Regions from separate parts of the Homo sapiens genome. Here region 2 is linked to region 1. Evidence: chromatin loops called from intact Hi-C (ENCODE). Cell type or tissue: gastrocnemius medialis. All regions are shown on one strand. Each heading gives the region's core, and the rest is flanking DNA. Links, peaks and the distances in the headings are about the cores only.

Region 1 (9,894 bases), core at 618-8,617:
GGCGAGGTGAGCTGGCCACGTGCCCTTGGCCATGTCTCTGATCCCAGATTCCATATGGTGCTTGTCTTCCTGAACATGGCAGCCCTTCCCCCACAGCCTGGCCGGCCTTGCCTTATTTTCTGGGCTTCTGCTGGTGTTTGGCATCTTCTGCTGAATCCTCCCTCCACCCCCACCCCCAATCCACATATCTTTAATGAGAACTTGAAATTCAGAACACAGGAAAGGAATTTCAATCTCAGAATAAGCCCAGAAACCATTGGCCTTAGAAGACGCTGGGTGAGGCCAGCTGCCAGGTCAGGGGTGAGGCTGGGCTGGAAGGTGGGGGTTTGGTAATGGGCTGTCGGGGAGGAGGTGAGCCTGTCCAGCCTTAGCTCCAGGCCTGGGGCCCAGGCTGTGGATGTGAGCGTGGGCCTGGGGCTATAGGTCTGGATCCCAGAACTTGGGGCTGGGGCCAAGTCCCCTTTGCTTGATGTTCCTGTCTGGTGTCAGCAGACCCTGCATGAGGGGCTCGGGCCTTCAGTGAGCTAGCTCCCACGCCATGCACCTAATCGTTCCCACGTGGCCCTGGGCTGAGATCGACACACTGACTGGAAGGGCACCAGGCCCAGTGAGTGCCGGAGCTGGGTGGAGGGCCCACGGTGACCTCAGGCGTCCAGCTTTCCATCTGCCTGGGCCTTTTCAGGGCCCAGAGTGGCAACTGGGAGATACATAAAAGCTGTGTCCTGTGGCCAGGCATAGTGAGGGGCACAGCCTGCCTGGCACACAACTCCAGGACCTGGGTGCGGGTGTGTGTGTATGTGTGTGTGTGTATAGGGGACCCTTTCTTCCAGTGAATTCTGAGGGAACCCTGATATATCAGTGTGGCCCTGGCAGAAGCTGGCAGGAGGTGCTGGCTGGCAGTTTCTTCCTGCCTCCCCAAAAGCAACGTCTGGAAGTGGGTGTGAAGCACCCTGCTATTTATGTTCTGCCGGGGAAGGTGACACACCTGCCCTGGGTGTCCCAGTGGGGGATGGGCATCTGTCTGGGTGGCAGGATATCCCTGCAGCGTCAGGGGTGCCTCCTTTTCAGGATGTCCTGTTTTCCCCGAGAAGCCCACGGGCTGCTCAGGGTGATCTCGGGGACTCATGGAGCCTCAGGGAATCATTTTCACTAATAGTCTCTGTCATCCAAGATCAGTTGCTGGATTGCAGATTGCCTGGGGGAAACGGATAGAAAATGACGGTTTTAAAGCATTTCACAGACAGGCCAGGGATGAGTGTGTGCACTGGGCAGCTTAGGCAACACCCGGGAGAGGATGTTATTAGGAGGGGCAAGGGGTGAGGGAGCGGGGAGGGTCCTTTTCTCTCCTCCCTGGCCATGCTGGCCTTGGCAGAAGGGTCCTGCTCAGTGCTGCTGGCCTGGGAACCTGGCCAGGACCGGAGGCCGAGCTCTGAGGCTGGGTGGCCTTTTGGGGAGCAGTGGTTGAGGTGTCCCCCCAGGCATTCTGACAGGCATCTCCAATCCCTGTTCTCTGCCCTTCCCAAGGCCAGCTCTGTGTCCAGGGACACTGTGCTGGGGTACAGGGACAGGGCACCCTGTGGCATTGTCCTCTCTGGTGTGTGTGCATCTCATCCTGTGTGGGACTGTTGAGGAGGGAGTCCTCACGGAGCTTGAAACAATAGGAACATTGATATGGTTTGTCTCTGTGTCTCCACCTGAATCTCATCTTGTAGCTCCCATAATTCCCATGTGTTATGGGAGGGACCCAGTGAGAGATGATTGAATCATGGGGGTGGGTCTTTCCCATGCTGTTCTCATGATGGTGAGTGGGTCTCACGAGATCTGAGGGTTTTAAAAACGGGAGTTGCCCTGCACAAGCTCTCTCTCTCTCGGCTGCTGCCATGTGAGACGTGCCTTTCATCTTCTGCCATGATTGTGAGGCCTCCCCAGCCATGTGGAACTGTAAGTCCAATAAACCTCTTTCTTTTGTAAGTTGCCCAGTCTCGGGTATGTCTTTATCAGCATTGTGAAAACGGACTAATACAAATGCCTCTCTCACAGCTCTGTGGGCCAGAAGTCTGAAATGAATCTCACTGAGCCAAGATCAAGGGTGGACAGGGCTGTGCTCCCTCCAGAGGCTCCAGGGGAGAATCTGTTTCTGGCCCATCCCCGCTCCTGGGGGCTGCCAGCCTCCCTTGGCTTGTGGCTGCATCATGCCAATCTCTGCCCCCGGGTCATGTCGCCCCCTCCTCTTCTGACGTGTCCCTGTGCTTCCCTCTTGCAAGGATGCCTTGATTACATTTAGGACTCACCCGAGTAATCCAGGACAGGCTTCTCATCTCAAGAGCCTTACTGCAAGCACATCTGCAAAGCCCTTTCTTCCCATAGAAGGTACCCGTCTCAGGTTGCAGGGATCAGGATCCAGCATCTTTGGGGGCACCATGCAGCCAGCTACAGGATGTGAATGGCCCTCACGTACAAGGCTGGCCACGCAGTGCACAGCACACCCGGGAGGCGCCCGTCTGGGTCACGCGGAGGAGCAGCACTGTAGGCTTCACTTAGGCCTCCCCAGGGCATATAGCCCAGAGGCACAGCCCAGGCAGGCCCTGGTCCTGCTGCCTCCCTCACTGGACCCTCCACCCTGTCGTGTGGGAGCTCTTCCCTGCATGTCTAAGTGCCAGTCTCAGCCTGGCAGTCCTCCCCCACCGCCCGCGTTAAGGGACCTGGAGCGGCTGACTCCAAGACCACGTGCACAGAGAAGCCAACCCTGTGCTGACACTGAGGGCCTGTCTTAGCTTCCCAGAGACTGACCTTGGGACTCTGTGAAGGTTGCCACACAGTGAGAAAGACCCCGAGTCACGTGTTGAGCATGTGGTCTCTGTTTCAGACACACAGTGCCATTTGCAGAAAGACAAGAGCTGCAAACTCAGAGCCTGCAGGGCCTGGCAGGCAATGCCAACAAGGACAGCAGTGGAGGAAAAAAAGATAATTGCACCCACCCTTGGCCTGGCTTTCATTTCTCTCCTTTTGATGGAAACGTGGAGACCAAGAATACATCTCCACTAAAAAGAAACAGCAGTGGGAATGCAGCCACACGTGGTGTCCAGCCCTGGCCTTGCCATGGGCACAGGGCGTCTGGGAGGCCCTGCAAGGAGGGACAGACCCTCCTCAACTCCCTTGACCTCAATTTGGTAGAAGTTGGGTCTGGTGCAGCTGAACATCCTATCAAGAAAATCCAGACATCAGACTTTTTATGTGAACTTTCCTGATGTTAAAATGTGGCTTAAAATTTCTGGAATGAGAGGATGAACTGAGAAGGCTCCAGGAATCCAGCCACGGCGCTGAGCTCAGTGAGTCGGCAACAGCTGGCTTGGCAGGGCCCAGGCCGACCCGGGTACGAGAGACAGCCCCTATCACCATGCGAAAGGACCAGGCCTCAGGGGTCTGGGGAGTCACTCAGGAAGTGCCTGGTTGGAGACACAGAGACAGGTCCTGGCACAAGGACGCTGGCCAGGTCCAGGGCTCAGCCAGCAAATCCAGACAAAGCCCTCTTTCCACAGAAGCCTCCACATCAGCTCTCTGCCTCCAGCCCTGGGCCCTGCACACCCAGTGGGAGCTGTCATGCCTGGGGTCCCCTCCCGTGCTCACTATATAGACCAAACAAAACACGGTCCCCCATTGGCTACCCATGCTTTCTGTGATGCAGAGGTAGAAGCATCTTCTGCCCTCCTCTGTGGGCTGCTCTCCTGGGGCTCGCCCCGGCCTGGCCTTGGGACAGAGGAGGGGCAGGTGCTTCCCATCCTGGGGAACTGCTACCAGGCTGCTGTGCACACACCCTGCTGGGCTGAAGGAAGAGAAGTCAGACAGCAACGTGCCAGTGACCTTGGCTGCCTCCACCCCAGACACCGCCGGTGCCAAGCCTCTGCCTGCTGCTGTCAGGCTGCAGCATCCTCCCTGACGGGCAGACGAGGCACGCCACCACGGGAGCCTCTCAGCCTCGCTGCACCAAGGAAGGCCCTCCAGGAGACAGAGGACAAGCGCCGGCACTGGGCAGCTCCTCCATGTGGCTGAGCGTGGCTGCCACCTGCAGCCCACAGCCAGCCCTTCCCCACCAGGCCAGGAAGAGCCCCTCCTGACCCACAGTCTCCACCCTGTGACTTTGCCTTGAGTTGGGTAGGAGTTTTCCAGGCCGCAGGGGATCCTGGGGGAAGAGTGGGCGGCGGGGGTGGGGGCGGACCTCAGGCATGACAGTTCCCCCTGGGTGTGCAGAGCCCAGGGCTGGAGGCAGAGAGCTGTGGGGCAGCCTCCATGGAAGCAGCAGCCTTGAATGACCCAAGGTGGGGATGGCGCCCTCCAGTCTCACAAAGAGTTGAGTGTTTCAGCAAGCTCGTACTGGTTGCAGTGTGAGGGAGGCTGGTGGGGGAGGCTGGAGCAATGGCACAGGAGAGAGAGAGGAGCTCTGTTCTGTCAGACCACAGGACTGGGGAGCAGGCGAGACTCATCCATTCAGTGGCGAGCAGATAGCCAGCCCCACTGACACAGCGGATGTGAGGCTTGGCCCAGGTGGGGGCTGGGGGGCCCAGGATGGGGCAGGAGGGCCGTGTGCTTTGTTGGGGGGTGCCAATTTGCTGAATGCCAGGTCAGAGAGCCTTTCTGCCCTGTAGCTGTCGACGTCCATCTCAGCTTCCTGTGGCTGCTGTACCAGGTTACCCACACCTTAATGGCTTAAAACAGCACACCTGCATTCCTCACAGTTCGGGAGCTCAGAACTCTGAAATAGGATTTTAGGGGCTAAGATCAAGGTGCTGGCAGGGCTGGTTCCTTCGGGAGGCCCCAGGGCAGAATCCATTCCTGGCCCCTCCCAGCTCCTGGGGGCTGTTGGCGTTCCTTGGCTTGTGGCAACATTGCTGCAGTCTCTGCCTCCCTGGTCACGTGGCTTCTCCTCTTCTATAGCCAGCTCTCCCTCTTAGAAGGACACTTGTGATAACATTTAGGGCCCGCTGGGACCATCCAGGTTACTTTCCCCATCTCAAGACCCCTGATTTAAACACATTTGCAAAGTCTCTTCTGCCATATAAGGTAATGCTCACGAGTTTTGGGGGATTAGGACATGGACGTCCGGGGGTCATGATTCAGCTGACATGTCTAAGTGTTGAACCTTGGGTCCTAAGGGAGAATGGAGAGAGGGCTTTGGCTGGATTTGCAGGGTGAGCCCTGGACCTGGCCAGCGTCTTGTGCCCAGACCTGTCTCTGTGTCTCCAACCGGGCACTTCCCAAGTGACTCCCCAGACCCCTGAGGCCAGGGCCTCTGGCGTGGTGATAGGTGCTCTCTCTCATACCCTGGTCAGCCTGGGCCCTGCCAAGCCACTGTTGCCGACTCACTGAGTTCAGCGCCTCGGCGCTGGATCCCTGGAGTCTTCTCAGCTCATCCTCTCTTTCCACCCTGGAGCTGAGCCTGCAGCCCAGGCCCCGGGAAACCCAGGGAGAAGCACTGATTGTGAAACCCGAGGCGGCTCCGGGAGGCGTGCTTCAGGGCTGAGCGCACCCTTGGCAGACGCCGCGGCGCTCCTGTCCTCGTGCAGACCGGGCCCTTGGGATGGCTGTTGGAGATGCCAGCGCGGTGATGTGGCCCACGCGGAAGGGGTGGGCGGGGGCCGGCGCTGGGAAAGCCGAGGCTGCACATTCTCCGAGGCTGGAGTTGCCTGGGGTCAGCCGGGGAGAGCAGGAGGGGCCAGCTCCCGGGCCTGGCTGGCTCTCTGGCTGGAGTCTGCTGCTCAGAGCGCTGCCCTGTGGGTGCTTCCCACCCCCTGGGCTGTGAAGGCAGAAGCGAGGCTTGCAGCCCCAGCGAGGGCTGGGCCCCCCTTATTCCACAGTGGAGACGTGCCAGGGTGTGCTCCCCCTCCACGGCGTCTGGGCCTGGCACTCCGCCTGACAGCCCCCACGTGCGCAGCAACTCCCCTGTGCCTCCGACATAAATTTAGTCCCTGAGTCTCAGGCTTGCCCTTCCCCCGCCACCTCTCCCCTCCCGACATGGTTTCTGGTTCAGGGGTGGAGCCGACCAGGTAAATGTGGCTGGCAAGGGCCTGGATCTTTGGTGGAGCACCGTGGGCAGGTGACAAGCCTGACCCGGAGGATGGTGGCCTTGGCCCTGGCTTGGCTGCAGCCCCAACTCGAGTGCAGGGGACAGTTCTGGAAGACCGGCCAGTGGTTCTGAGGAGCTGCATTAGGGCTGCTCCCACAGATGCTTCCAGCACTAGGTGGGTGAGTGGGGTGGGCAGCGGGCAGTTTGGTGCAGGGTTCAGTGTGCTCAGCCCCACCCGGCATGCTGCTGTTGGTGCAGGGGTCAGTGTGCTCAGCCCCGCCCGGCATGCTGCTGTTGGTGCAGGGGTCAGCGCTGGTGCAGGGGTCAGCGCGCTCAGCTCCGCCCAGCATGCTGCTGTTGGTGCAGGGGTCAGTGTGCTCAGCTCCACCCGACATGCTGTTGTTCTGGCTCACTAAGGGGCCCAGAGCAGCTCACCCAGCCCCTCAGGATCTCAGAACCTGGGTGCTGAGATCTCCACTGTACCTGGGTGCAGTGGCACAGGGGCTGCTGGAATTACGCAGGGCACAGGGCGCCTGCCCAGTGCTCACTGCGACACTTGCTCTCCGTCCCCTTTCCCTCCTCTGCCTCGCCATCTTCCACAGACACAGTGAATTGATACTTTCTTTCCTTCCCTTGGATCTGTGTTGGGAATGTCCTCCAAAGAGCTTTTCGGGTTTTGCACAAGGTAACAGTCCCTGGCATGCAGACAGTACACGGCTCAGGGGTGAAGCTGTGATCTGCTCACGGGGGCATCTGGCGTTTGATCAGCAACTGTGGGCTGGGCATGCCCCCTCTTTTCAGGTCCCCAGCATGGCAGAGGCAGGCTTCTGGGAGAGAGGCATGTGTCCAGGGCATCTTTTCATGTCTGTGACATCTGTGCCTTGGATGTAGGAGCCTGCTGGCTGGGGTGAAGTTTGGGCAAGGAGCAGTGGGACCTGCTTGGGACCCAGGTGAGGCTTCCTTCATGCCCTGGCTGCCCCATGGATGACGGTGAAAGAGACATGGGCACCCTGCATAATGGGGACAAAGGGACTGCATCCCATAGTGGGTCCCTAGACAGAGGCCTCTTGGGGATAGAGAGGGGTGGGGCGACAGGTGAGAGGCGTTGGGTACCAGCATCAGGGCTGCAGAGGCAGCTGTAGGGACATCTGAAGGGGACAGGAAGCTCTTCCCCAGCAGCAGCGAGGACAGGCCTGGCTCAGAAACTGCATTTGGGTCCGAGGTCCAAACTCTGCCAGTTTGTGCCAGCCGGAGGCCTCTGACCACAGGCCCCATCTCCTCTCAGAATTCTCTGCAGGTTGGCAGACACTTCAGCCAGCTCCAAGCCTGAAATATTTTCTATAAAAATTTCCAATTTTCTTTGACCCGTTTCTCTTTGAAATTAATCCTAGGCAGCGCTGTGCTCTGGGCCCTGAAGGAGCTCTGAGCGGGGAAAGGTCGCGCAGTCAGATGGGCGTGCTGGCGTCTGTCTTCTCTCTCTCCTGCTCTCTGGCTTCATTTTTCTCTCCTTCTGTCTCACCTTCTTTCGTGTGCCTGTGCACACACACGTTTGGGACAAGGGCTGGATTCTTCGGCTGGGATGTCTCTCAGAGCTCTTGACTTGGTCCCTTTGGCTGGGGCTTGCCGTGAGGTGTGGGCTGCGCCACGAGCACAGCTGGTAGAGAACCCGGCCAGGAGCGCAGCTCACGCCTCCCACGCCTCCCATCCCAAACTGTCGGCACACCCAGAGAGAGCCTGCAGGACAGGACAGGAGGTGACCTGGGCACTGGGCCTGTGTGGAGAGGTGGCTGGTGCGCTGGTCTGGTTGGGAAAAGGCCGGGCACCTGAATGCCATGCGGGTTCATTAATGCTCAATAATAATGCTGCTCCCCAAATCATGGGGGAATAATGCTGCTCCCCAAATCATGGGGGAATAATGCTGCTCCCCAAATCATGGGGGAATAATACTGCTCCCCAAATCATGGGGGAATAATGCTGCTCCCCAAATCATGGGGGAATAATGCTGCTCCCCAAATCATGGGGGAATAATGCTGCTCCCCAAATCATGGGGGAATAATGCTGCTCCCCAAATCATGGGGGAATAATGCTGCTCCCCAAATCATGGGGGAATAATGCTGCTCCCCAAATCATGGGGGAATAATGCTGCTCCCCAAATCATGGGGGAATAATGCTGCTCCCCAAATCATGGGGGAATAATGCTGCTCCCCAAATCATGGGGGAATAATACTGCTCCCCAAATCATGGGGGAATAATACTGCTCCCCAAATCATGGGGGAATAATAGCATTAGCAGCTCTACTGCTTAGGGGGAGACTGAGGCTCAGAGAGGGCACCTTGCCTGCTGCCACAAGTGTATTTTCCTGCATTCACTCGTCACGTTCTTGCTATGTGTCCACCATGTGTCTGACAGGACTGGGTGCTGGGGCTGTAGCAGCGGAGGAACCCGATCGAGTCCCTGTTCTCTGGGCTCACAGCCCCGCAGGGGAGACCTGGTGAGCAGATGCTCGCAGACAGTGGAGAATCCTGTGAACAAAGTAAAACGGGGTGAAAGGGCAGCGTGAGAAGGCAGGTAAGGGAGGGAGGCGCCCCAGGTTGGTGATGATGGGAAAGCCCAGCCCTGGGAAGGGTGTTCCAGGCAGAGGGAACAGCACATGCAGGAGCCCTGAGGCTGGAGTTACCGCAGCGTGACCAAGGGGCAGAAGGAAGAGCTAGTACCTGGAACTGAGGACGTAATGGGGGAGTGGGAGGCGTGCAGGGCCGGGAGGGATGGGTGGCACTCATCGCTTTGAAGGGACGGTCACGGTACGGGGTGAGAATTCATTCCCTGTGCGGTGGAGGCCTTTGGAGGGTTTTCGGTGGACGGTGTGGAAGCAGGGAGGAGTCCCGGTGACAGATGGCGGTGGAGGCAGTGGGTTCAGGATGAGTTTGAGGTGGAGCTTCCGGGACGTGGTGTGAAGGAAGGAATCAAGGACACATCCTGCCCCTGAGAGGTCACGTGGCTGGGAGGCTGGCTGGTGGCCTGAGGCTGGCCGGGCAGGTGTGCTGGTGGGGGTGGCCGGGCAGGTGTGCTGGTGGGGGTGGCAGGTTAGGTGGTCTGGGCCACGTGCAGGAGTCAGAATTGGCACCCATCACTCTGACTCCACAGCTGCCCGCTTCCACTGCTCTGCACTGCCCTGGCCCAGAGGGAGGTGTTTTCCCAGGAAAGAAGGTGCCAAGGCCAAGACCCATGTGTTCCCAGACTCACGGGGCGGGGGCAGGAGCCCCCAATGCAGCCCCACAGGCAGCCAGGCCCTGGGATGCACTGCCACCTCCTCTTGCTCCGGGAGGCAGAGGCTGTGCTCTGTGGGGCGGGCTGTCAGGGACAGTGTGAGGTTTGGGGTCCCATGGACGTGTGTGCATCCTTGTTTGTCTAGCAGGACCGGTCCAGCTTCCCCTTGCCTGCCACTGTGGGGAGGGACCCCAGACTGGCCGGGATGAATGGATGCAGGAACTGTGGCCTGCACGTACTTAGGAGTGTGCAGGGCAGGGTGTGTGGCTGCCTCTAGGCCTTTGCAGGCAGAGCCTTCCTGTCCACCCCAAGGGGCCGCAGGCAGCGCTACCAGCTGTTCCCCACACAAAAGCTGCCCGAGACAGCTGGAATGCTCCCTGCTCCTGGTGCAAACTCTCTTGAAACTCAGGGGTGGGGACATCCTGGGAGCTGACCTCAGGTTCTGTTCCTGCAAATAGGTATCTGTTGCTGACCCGGCAGATGGCGGCCTGAGCCAGCCCAGACGCGCTCGAGCCCTGGCCCTGAGCAGCCATCAGGGGGCACCTACTGAGTGACTAAATGAATTA
Region 2 (9,894 bases), core at 698-8,697, 56 kb before region 1:
TGCTCCCTATCATTACCCTGGCGGGCTTCACGCGCATTCACTCCCTGTGTAGGCACCTGAGAGTTTCTCTTATTTTGAGATGAGTGCTGCATGGGCTTTGGAACGGTCATTTCTTCCTCCCCTCTCTCTCCCTCTCCCTCTCCCTCTCCTTCCCATGACTTCAGTTTTTGGCCATCAGCCCCTGCAAGGTCCCGTGCGCTGGAGTCAGACGCGATCTCGCTCCAACACGTGGGCTTGGTTTTCTGCTCCCTCCCTCCCTGGGCGAGCGAGCCTCCTGTTTCTCATCTGTGAAAGGTAAAAGCTGATGACGGTAACTACTCTGGTGGGTTATGATGAGGATTAAATGAAGCGAGGGCCAGCACTGAGCAGCGAAGGGCCTGTTACTACAAGATCATATTTTCCTGATGGCGCTGCTAGGAGGGACCACAGTGTGAAAGCGCTTGGACACACGGAGCCAGGTGCAGATTTTGTCCCTTTTGAGAGCTCTGTGGGCGGGGCTTGGGCGGGCATGGGAGTGGGGGGCGGGGCCGGGGGCGGGGCACAGGCCGGGGTAGGATGCTCTCCCTGCCCCAGGCATCACCGGCCTGGGATGTGTTGCCAGTGGAGGCCGTTACTGTTCTGAAATGGAATTCCTGGGTCAGAATAAGAACAGATGTTTACTGGAAGAGGCCAGGAGCCGCTGACATCACCGAGAGCCCCTCAGGACATGGCTGAGGCCAAGGGTCCTCTAGCTCTTCCCGCCAATACAGCATTCCTGGGGCAGCTGCCCGGCTGGGGGTGGACACACACACACACACACACACACACACACGCACACACAAACGCCATTTCTCCACCAAATCCTTCCCACCTGAAAACAATTAGTCAAGATGCGGAAAAGATTTCCAGTCTGGAATGGGAGAAGAGTCTCGTGGCGGGCAGGCCCCAAGAAGGGAAATGGAGGTCAGTGTGGCGAGGGGATGTGCAGGACGGAGAGGCAGCCTTTGTTGGGGGAGCGCTCTGATCCCTTCCTCCGCACCCCTCAGCTGGGAGGACTTGGCCGCCTGGCCGTTCTCCTTTGGGAGTGAATCCGGAGGGTGTGGCCCAGAGGCGGCTGGCCTCGCTCCTGTCCTCCCATCCACACCTGTGCAGCTGGTGCCTGTGCCCCTGTCCCTCCCACAGGCCATCCCCAGGTCCACACTCCTGTGACTGCAAGTGACAGAAAACCGGGGCAGAAGCGGCTGGGGCCAAAGGGGGAATGCGGGGCTCAGGGCGGCAGCCCAGGCCTCCCGCACGGTTTCAGCTCAGCCGCCCTCCCCGTGGGTCCTGCCTGGGCAGTGCACCAGCCGCCCGGCAGAGAGAGGCCCAGGTTCCCCGAGGGTTTCTGGGAGAGCCCAGTGGTGAGTTCTCACTGGCTCAGGTTGGGTCACATGCTTCAGGCAAATCACTATGGCCAGGACAGCGGAGCAGGACTTCGGCTGGCCAGGCCTCGTCACAGGACTGCTGTGGCTCCAGGGCTGGCGTCTGTCCTCTGACCCTCTGGGAGTGGGTCGGGGAGAGGATGGGCCCCAGAGGAAAGCCAGGCTGATGTGTCAGGAGGAGCTATGGGTCCCCATTGCCTTCTGTCTCCAGGACATCTGCCCTGTCTTCTCCCTGCCCCCGTTTCTCCCACTCCCTTCCAGCTGCCCATGATAAGCACGCGGTCTCCCTTCCGTGCCCCACCCGAAATGCTCCCCATGGCTCCTCCACTTTGAGGGTAAAGCACAGGCCCCCAGAACCAGCATTCAAGGCCCCTCCTGACCATCATCATTTCCTGCTTGCTCTACCCACCATGTCCACCTTCCCGTTCATCCTGTGGGCCTGGGACAGGAGCTCCGAAAGATCACACACACCCATCAACTGTCAACTCTGCCCACGTTGGAAACAGTGCCTGTGGCAGGTGCAGGAGGGGACCATTTGTCTTGGCTGAAGTTGAATCTGAAAATGACCTAAGGACTTGAAGGAACCAGGGCCTAGTGTGTGTCGGGGTGTGATCGGGTGGCTGAAGAAGCTGAGACTCCTTGGGCCTCATGGGCTTTGCATTAGCAGAGCAGACAGTGGGGGGGTCCCTGAGGACCTCTGGGCTTTTGCCTGAATGCTGGGAACCCCATAGGCCTGGCCAACTTCTCATCACCCCTCTTCCAGCAAACCTTCCTGTCTTCTGTCCTGGTAGTTAGCACAGCTGTTCCATGTCGTGAACCCTCCTGCCAGCCTGGTGAGGCCCATGGACCCCTGATCAAAATAATGTGTTTAGTGTACACTACAAAATACAAAGGAAATAAATCTGATTGAAATAAAGCTATCGGCCAGGCATGGTGCCTCACGCCTATAATCCCAGCACTTTGGGAGGCCAAGGCAGGAGGATGGCCTGAGCTCAGGAGTTTGAGACCACCCTGGGCAACATGGTGAAACCCTGCCTCTACTAAAATACAAGGAACTAGCCGGGCGTGGTGGCGGGCATCTGTAGTTCCAACTATTCAGGAGGCTGAGGCACGAGAATTGTTTGAACCCTGGAGGTGGAGGTTGCAGTGAGCTGAGATCGCACCACTGCACTCCAGTTGGGGCTATAGAGTGAGACTCTGTCTCAAAAAAAAAAAAAAAGAGAAAAATAAAGCTATCAACATACACATGCTTTTAAAATTTTTAATCATTATTATACCTTACACATTTTTGATAATAATGTTATTGAGACATAATTCACATACTATGTATTTTACCAACTTATAACGTAAAATTCAATGAATGGCTTTAGTATGTTCACAGAATGGTGCAACCATCACCACAATTTTAGATCATGTTCAAGACTCTGAAAAGAAACCCCAGACCCTTTAGTAACCCCCAATTACCCCGTCCTCCCAGGCCTAGGCAACCACTGACCTACCTTCTGCCTGTATAGATTTGCCTGTTCTGGGCATTTCATTAGTATAAATGAATCACACAATATTTGCCCTTTGTGTCTGGCTTCTTTCACTCAGCATAATGTTTTCAAGGTTCATCTAGGTTGCAGCATGCATCAGAGCTTCATTACTTTGGATGGAAAGATATGATTCCATTGCATGGATGTACCACAGTTTTTTAAATCCACTCATGGGTTGATGGATTGGGTTGTTTCCACCCTTTAGCTCTTGTGAATAATGCTGCCAGGAACATTCATGTAAAACTTTTTTGTGTGCTTTTAATTGATGCATTAAATAATAAGACCTAGGAGTGCATCTTACAGCCTCTATAATTTAAGTTGTGCTGAGTGTAAACACCATTTGGTCTGGTCTGCAGCAGCGGTGCTGACAGTTGCCGAAGCCTGTGATTTCTGCCCTGACGGGCGCAGGTGCTGTTAAGTCTGGGGTTGCTGCCTCTCTCCAGAGTTGAAGGGAATGGCAGCTTTCAGTTCCCAGTTAGTAAAGATGAAGTTGAAGTGTTCTCTTTTCCCAGTTTATGGAGCCCAGGTTAAGAACTCTCCAGGGAGCTCCCACAGGGCAGTGACAGGTCCCAACGGCCCCTGGCAAGTGCTGTGGCCTGTGGCAGGACCAGGTGTCCAGATCAAGCTGGCGGCTGTTCTGCCTGCCCTCAGCCATGCTGACACCTGCCACGAAGCCTGGTGTCTGCTTCTTTCTCCTCCCCAAAGTATTCTCTCTGTCCTTAGCTTGGGAGTCCTACAGCTGGAGGGTGGGGGGCCCAGGCCCTCCTGGACTGCTGCCCCTGGGGCCCCATTGTCTTTCCTTCTGCCAGGCCATTTCCCTTCGCAGCTATTTAGAAGGGAAGGCAGCCAAAGGCCTGTCAGAAGGGGGACCACGGATGGATTTTCCATCAGATGTGCAGACCTGCTCCCTGACACTGGCTGGCTCGGTGCCTGCCTCTCGAGGGCACCAGGCCTCTGTCACTTCCTGTGCAGCCCCTGCCAGCCATGAGACAGGTGAGGGCTCCTTGGTTTTGTGGAGACTGTCAGTCTTGGCTCTGGAGTGGCCTCAGTCCTAGGCAGCTCAAGTTCTGCCTCCCGCCAGTCCTGTCTGCAGGCAGGATCCAGTCCTCACGCACCCATGCTGGGCACGGCCCTGCTTCCACACCGTGCTCAGGAGGAGAGCGTCCACTCCCAGGAGAGGACTTGCCAGGCACCTCTCCTTAGGGACACCTGCAGTTAGGGGTCTGGCGCCAGCTTGTGTGTGAGAGATTAACTCCCCCTGGTACCGTCAGGCCCCGAGTGAGGGAGCCGCAGCCCAGAGAGGCCTCTTTCTGTCCAGTTTGCATCGCCACATTTGGGTTTCTGTCCCGCCTGGCCTGGGCCCCACCTGCCTGCGGAGCTGCCGAGGCCCTCGTCTAGTGCCCTCCCAGAGGGGCCTTCAGTCCTGGTTCTTATATTACAGAGGCAGCCAGAGGCTTCCCTGACTCTGTGGCTGGCGCAGCCTTGACAAGTCATCTGGAATTGGCTCACGGCCTCCTCGCGTCTCCCGGTGTCTGATGTGGCAATGAAGCTCTATTTCAGGGCCTGCGGGAGGACCCAGCGTGGCTCAGGGTTTGTCCTCAAGGGAGGGCGTGGATCAGAGCCTGTAGTGCGGACCTGGGTGGGGGAGGGAGAACTGGACCCTGCACTCCCTCCTGTGTGACCATGGGCGGGTTATTTCACTTCTCTGCACTTTCAGAGTCTCCACCTTGAGATGGCCCCGTGAGGACTGATTCAAAGAAGGCACGGGCCGTGGGTGCATCCTCTGCTCCTCTCCCCACCTGCGCTGGGTCCCATCAGATTTTGGCATTCCCAGCACCGGCAGTCCTGGGGTGACTCACGATGGCTGGCAACTTTTTGTCCTGTCTTTAAGTTAAAAACTGTCGTATGTGCCTTCATATAAAACAGAATGCAGAAATAAGCCAAAAGGAGAAAATGGAAATCCCTGCAGTGCCATTAGCTTTCAACATTTTTGTGTGTCTCCCACGTCCATGCACATATGTGTAAACATACTTAATGACAAAAGGGTCGTATTGTACCTTCCCTTTGTGATCTGCCTCTGCCCATGCCACATATAATGGAAATATTTCTGGATCATCCAGTGTTCTGCCGGAACATCTTTCAATAGAGGCAGCATAATCTACTCAGGAAACATGGAGAGGCCGGGATCTCCAGGCACTTGGGTCTGTGGGCCTGGGGGCTGAGGGAGAGGCTGAGGAAAAGCACTCCCCAGCTTTTGACTTGCACAGATGGGTGGTAGAGAGGAAGGGTAGCTTGGAGAGAGGGTTTGTCACTGGGGCTGTCTCTTGGAAGGAGTCTGGCAGCTGGAAATGCAGGTCCTAGGTGCAGGGGCAAGGTCTGGGTAGAATTCGGGTTGGGAGCGCTCTGTATGGAGGGCTGTGGATTCCACATCCTAGGGTGGGTGGGCGGGCACCAAAGGAAGAGGGAGGCAGAAGGGGAAGGAAGTGCTCCTTGGCCCCCCACCATGTGCAGACAAGTGGAGGAGGCAGTGGAGTCTTAGGAGCGGGGCTGCCCACCTGCTAAAGGATGAGAGAGGTTCAAGAGGAGGGGGTTCAGGGAATTGGGATGGCAGGGGGCATCAGGCCCAGCAGCCAAGAGGGGGCTTTGCAGGGTCGCTGGGGAGTTGGTGGAAGCTAGACTGACCAGGTGAGGGGCCAGTGAGAGGCAAGGGAGTGGAGGGAAGCTGGTGCGCATGGCACACATGCTGCGGTGGGGCAGACATCAGCTGCGGAGGGTGTGCAGTCTTAGATGTGAGTGCAGTGTTTACGTGTGCGCTTGTGTAGATGTGTGTGTGGCCCTGCCTCGAGCACAGAGGATTTTAGGTGGCTTGAGTTTGCTCAGGGACCGAGGATGAGGATCCGGGAGATGGAGAGTTTGAAGCTATAGAAGAGAGAGTGTATTAGTCAGGTGTTATTCCTCAAGTGTTGGAAATCCAAGTAAAAGTGGCTTCAGAAAAAAGAAAAAAAAACTTATTGGTTAATCTGCAAAAAGAAAAATATCTAGAACTATCTAGCTTCAGGTGTGGCTGGATCCAGGTGCCCAAATAAATTTTCAGTTGTTTTTTTTCCCACATCCCCAACCCTTGGCTTTGCTCTCCTCTGTGTCGATTTCACTCTCAGGCCTGCTCTTCTCTGAGGCAGAAAAATGGATGCAGGCAGCTGCTGCATTACCTCCTCACAGGGCAACAACCCGGGGGAAACAGCTTTTCCTTTCCAACAATTCCAGCAATAGTTCCTGGATTTAACTTCATGGAATACCTTGTGGCAAGTCCTCATCCCTGAGCTATGTTCATGTAGTCAGATGACAACGTATTCTACCTGGCCTAGGCTGGGTCATGTGCCCTCCTTGCCCACTGGTGACGCAGGGATGAGAGCTGGTTCCTGAGTGACACAGGGGCTGTGCTATCAGAAGGAGAAGGGTGGGCCAGGAACAGTGGCTCATGCCTGTAATCCCAGCACTTTGGGAGGCTGAGGTGGACGGATCACAAGGTCAGGAGATTGAGACCATCCTGGCTAAAATGGTGAAACCTCGTCTCTACTAAAAATACAAAAAAAAAAAAAAAAATTAGCCAGGCGTAGTGGTGGACACCTGTAGTCTCAGCTACTCAGGAGGCTGAGGCAGGAAAATGGTGTGAACCCAGGAGGTGGAGCTCGCAGTGAGTCAAGATCGTGCCACTGCACTCCAGCCTGAGTGACAGAGCGAGACTCCGTCTCAAAAAAAACCCAAAAAAATGGAGGAGGGTGGACTCCAGGCAGGCTTAGGGTTCCCAAGGAAGTGGCTGGGGCCAGGATTGGGAGACCTGGAAGGCTGGAGGAGGGAGCTGCTGCCCAGGAGCACAGCAGGAGAGAGAAGGACACGAGGCAGACATGGAGCGGGAGGGAATTTCCTCCGTGGCCTCCCTTCCCTCACCAGGCAGGGCAGGGACAGTGAGGCTGCTGACCAGCCTCTACAGCTCTCCTGGGAGTCGGCTGGCTCTGCAAGGCAAACAGAAGGCTGGGGAGGTTGACTGATCACCGGCTGCTCCAGGAGCCGTCAGGCTGGGCAGCAGGAGTGGCCTGAATGCAGAGAAGCAAGCCTTGAGATCAGGCAGGGCAGTCTTCCTACATTAGGAGTCTGGGACCAGGCATTCTGTGGGCCAGGCCGGAGATGTGGCAGGCTGGGTGTGAACGTGCTGACCAGTGGGGACCTGGGTTTGGGTGCTGGGGAGCCAGGCGTAATGACTGCGGGGGCTGGTGAAGGCTGAGTCCAGTCTGCACGCATGCTTCCTGTGGTTTCTGGGTGAAAAGAGGGTCACAGCTTTTTGCCTCAACAGAGGGGAGAGGCTTCTATTCTACTGGTTGAGTGTGGATGGGGAGGGCTGGGAGGGGTAGGATGAGGTGGTAGAGACATACAATAAGCAAAAGGCCAAATAAACACCTTCTCAGGTAGTGGCAGGAACTGGGAAAGTAAGCAAGCAGGCAGTGAGGCTGGGAGCAGCAGGAGGGTGTGAGTGAGTGCATGTGTGTGGCTGATGTGTGAGCACGTCAGTGATGCATGTGTGCAAATGTGAGGCATGTGTGAGTGCATGAGTGTCATGCATGTGTGCACATGTGTGGGCGTGTGCATGTATAATGCATGTGCTTGATGCATGCATGTGTGCACTGCATGCCTGTACATATGATACCTGCATATGATACACATGTATGACCGATGCACATGTGTATGTGTGGGTAATGTCTGCCATGCACATGCATGGGGCATTTTTCTGGTGCATGTGTGTACTTGTGTGTAGTGCACATGTGTGGACATGTGTATGTGATGCATGTGTCACAGGAGATGCACATATGAGTGATGTGTGTGTGCATGCGTCTGCATGGTGCCTGTGTGACGCCTGCGTGTGAGTGCACACGTGGTGCATGTGATGCGTATGGACATTTGTATGTGGGTGCATGCATGCTGCATGTGGGAGTGCATGAGTGCACATGCATGTGTGTGGGGGCCTGTGTGTTGAGGGAATAGCTGTTGGGAACCCTCAGTCATAACAGGGCTGTGTGAAATCTTCAGCTGGAGGAAGACAGGAGAGAAATAGCGTGCAGCTGTGTTCCTAATGGCACACACGCCCCTTGCCCAGAGTGCATGGTGGAAGAGGGCTTTCTGGCCCAGGGACCAGCTCTCTTTGTGGCCCAGGCCTGCTGCTTTTGGGCTGGGGTCTGACCTTCCTGGAAGACCCTTCGGGGCCCCGCCTCTCAGAGGCCAGGCCCCAACGTCTCAACGCTCAAACAGCGACATCAGTGTTTCCCCCAGGGGAGTCATCCTGGGGAGGCTCAGCTCCATCCTGAGCCGAGGGGGCCTTGGCATTGCCCCACCTGCCCTGGTCTGAGAAGGAGCTGTCCTCTGCCTCTCTGTGGTCTCATGGGGACAAATGCCAGCCACTGGACAGTGGCCCTTGTCGTCTTCTAACTGTCAAGATTCCAAAAAGACGGAGGCGAGGGGTGTGCGGGAGCACCCTCTGCGTGTGCTTGGCTTCTTCCCCACCAGCCTTCTTGTGAGAGGGCTAGAAGCAGCTGTCCCACTTTGCAGTGGGCCCTGTCCCTCCTGGCAGGGCAGCTGTGGCCGTCCCTGGCTGTCCCCGCCCCGCCCGGCATCTCCTTCTCTCCCCATCCCCTGTCTAGCTGGCCCCGCCTCTCCTCCCTGTCTTGCTTTAGTCTCATGCCTTTTTAATGAGGGCTCAGCCTCCTGTGTGCTGAGGCTCAGCGGCAGCGCATTTAATTAATACTCTCGCATCGCAGTTCTTCAGAGTAAATGCTGCCATTTTATTCCTCACTAATTGGAAGGGGCTAGTTAAGCTCTGAGATAAATGACCCTTTCTGCTGGGAGTGTCTCAGCTCAGAGTCTCCATGAGAGTGGCTGGAGCCTTGGATGGGAAGGGCAGGAGGGCTGGCCTGCTGTGTTCCTCCTGGTCCAAGGGGGGCCTCTTTGCTAATGGCCAGGGTAGAGACGTGGCCAGGGTGAAGCCTGCCTGACCTTTGGGGAGGACGTGCAGGTGGAGGCTCTGCTGACCAGCAGGGCTTCAGATTCATCACTGCCCGTTCCTCATGTCCCGGCTCCACCCCAGCCCTGGATGAGCCCCAGGGACCCCAGGGAACCTTCAGTCTGGGTTTCCAGAACCTTTCCCTGGCCCAGTCTACACCTGCCTCCCTCCCTCACTGTGGACCAGCCCCACCTCTACCCTCCATCCTGTACGTCTGCTCCACTCTCCCCAGCTGGCGATGAGTCTGGCCAGGGAGTCTCAGCTGGTGCTGGCACGCTAACCTCCCCTAGACGCGTGCTGAAATGTACACGTGTGTGTGTGGGTGATGTATGCGATGCACATGTGGGGGCGTTTGTGTGGGGCATGTGTCCCTCAGCACACATATGCTCTGTGCCCGCTGGCCATCCGGGGGACATAGATTACACCAACACTGCAGTGCTGCTGGCCACCCATGGTCTGGGCAGCAGGAAGAGGTGCAGGAGTCCCCACACAGTGTCGCTGGGATGGCCTCTGGGTCCGTGCTTATAGAAGTCTCATGAGTGCACCCTCCGCCCACCTGCTCGCATCTCTCTCCCTCCACGAGGAACTGTGCTGTGGCCTCCTGGGTCTTCAAGCTCCTTTCCTGTTGTGTTGGTGACAGGAATCGGGGTCAGAAGGGCAGCGTCCGAGCAGGCTTGGATGAGATGTGTGATATTGTGTTACCATATCAGCGACTCTGCTAGCTGAGTCCATCTTCAGGGACAAGGATAGCTGTAGCCAGACCTACGCATGGATTTATGAGGAACTACCAAGAAACCACTGGGAGGAAAGACGCCAAAGTGCTGAGGAAAAGGATGCTCAGAGGTGGCCCTGCTGCCAGCTGGCAGAGTGACAGGAGGGCTGGAGGCTGTGGGGACCCAGGCCACGTGGG

Evidence for each region. A loop is a pair of places that touch in the nucleus more often than their neighbours do. Peaks named below come from ENCODE experiments on the same cell type or tissue, not always from the same donor. Only the 100,000 strongest peaks of a DNase experiment are listed, where the experiment ranks them.
Region 2: it touches region 1 in a loop (2.4-fold over the local background); 8 of 110 quality-filtered maps call a loop at or near these places.

What each region holds. Positions count from the first base shown.
Region 1 is chr5:179,261,432-179,271,325 of GRCh38, reverse strand. The region is part of intron 3 of ADAMTS2 (ADAM metallopeptidase with thrombospondin type 1 motif 2); the gene reads left to right. Among named protein-coding and RNA genes, the nearest start is that of ADAMTS2, 79 kb to the left of the region's middle. RefSeq lists enhancers at 5,167-6,060, 6,061-6,956. In gastrocnemius medialis, for the core only: no CTCF peak of the experiment used is centred there; DNase peaks (open chromatin) are centred at 1,435, 3,905 and 5,505; H3K4me3 peaks cover 498 bases; H3K27ac peaks cover 1,175 bases.
Region 2 is chr5:179,317,119-179,327,012 of GRCh38, reverse strand. All of the region lies in intron 2 of ADAMTS2 (ADAM metallopeptidase with thrombospondin type 1 motif 2), which reads left to right. Among named protein-coding and RNA genes, the nearest start is that of ADAMTS2, 23 kb to the left of the region's middle. RefSeq lists an enhancer at 6,476-6,975. In gastrocnemius medialis, for the core only: no CTCF peak of the experiment used is centred there; DNase peaks (open chromatin) are centred at 702 and 4,462; H3K27ac peaks cover 819 bases.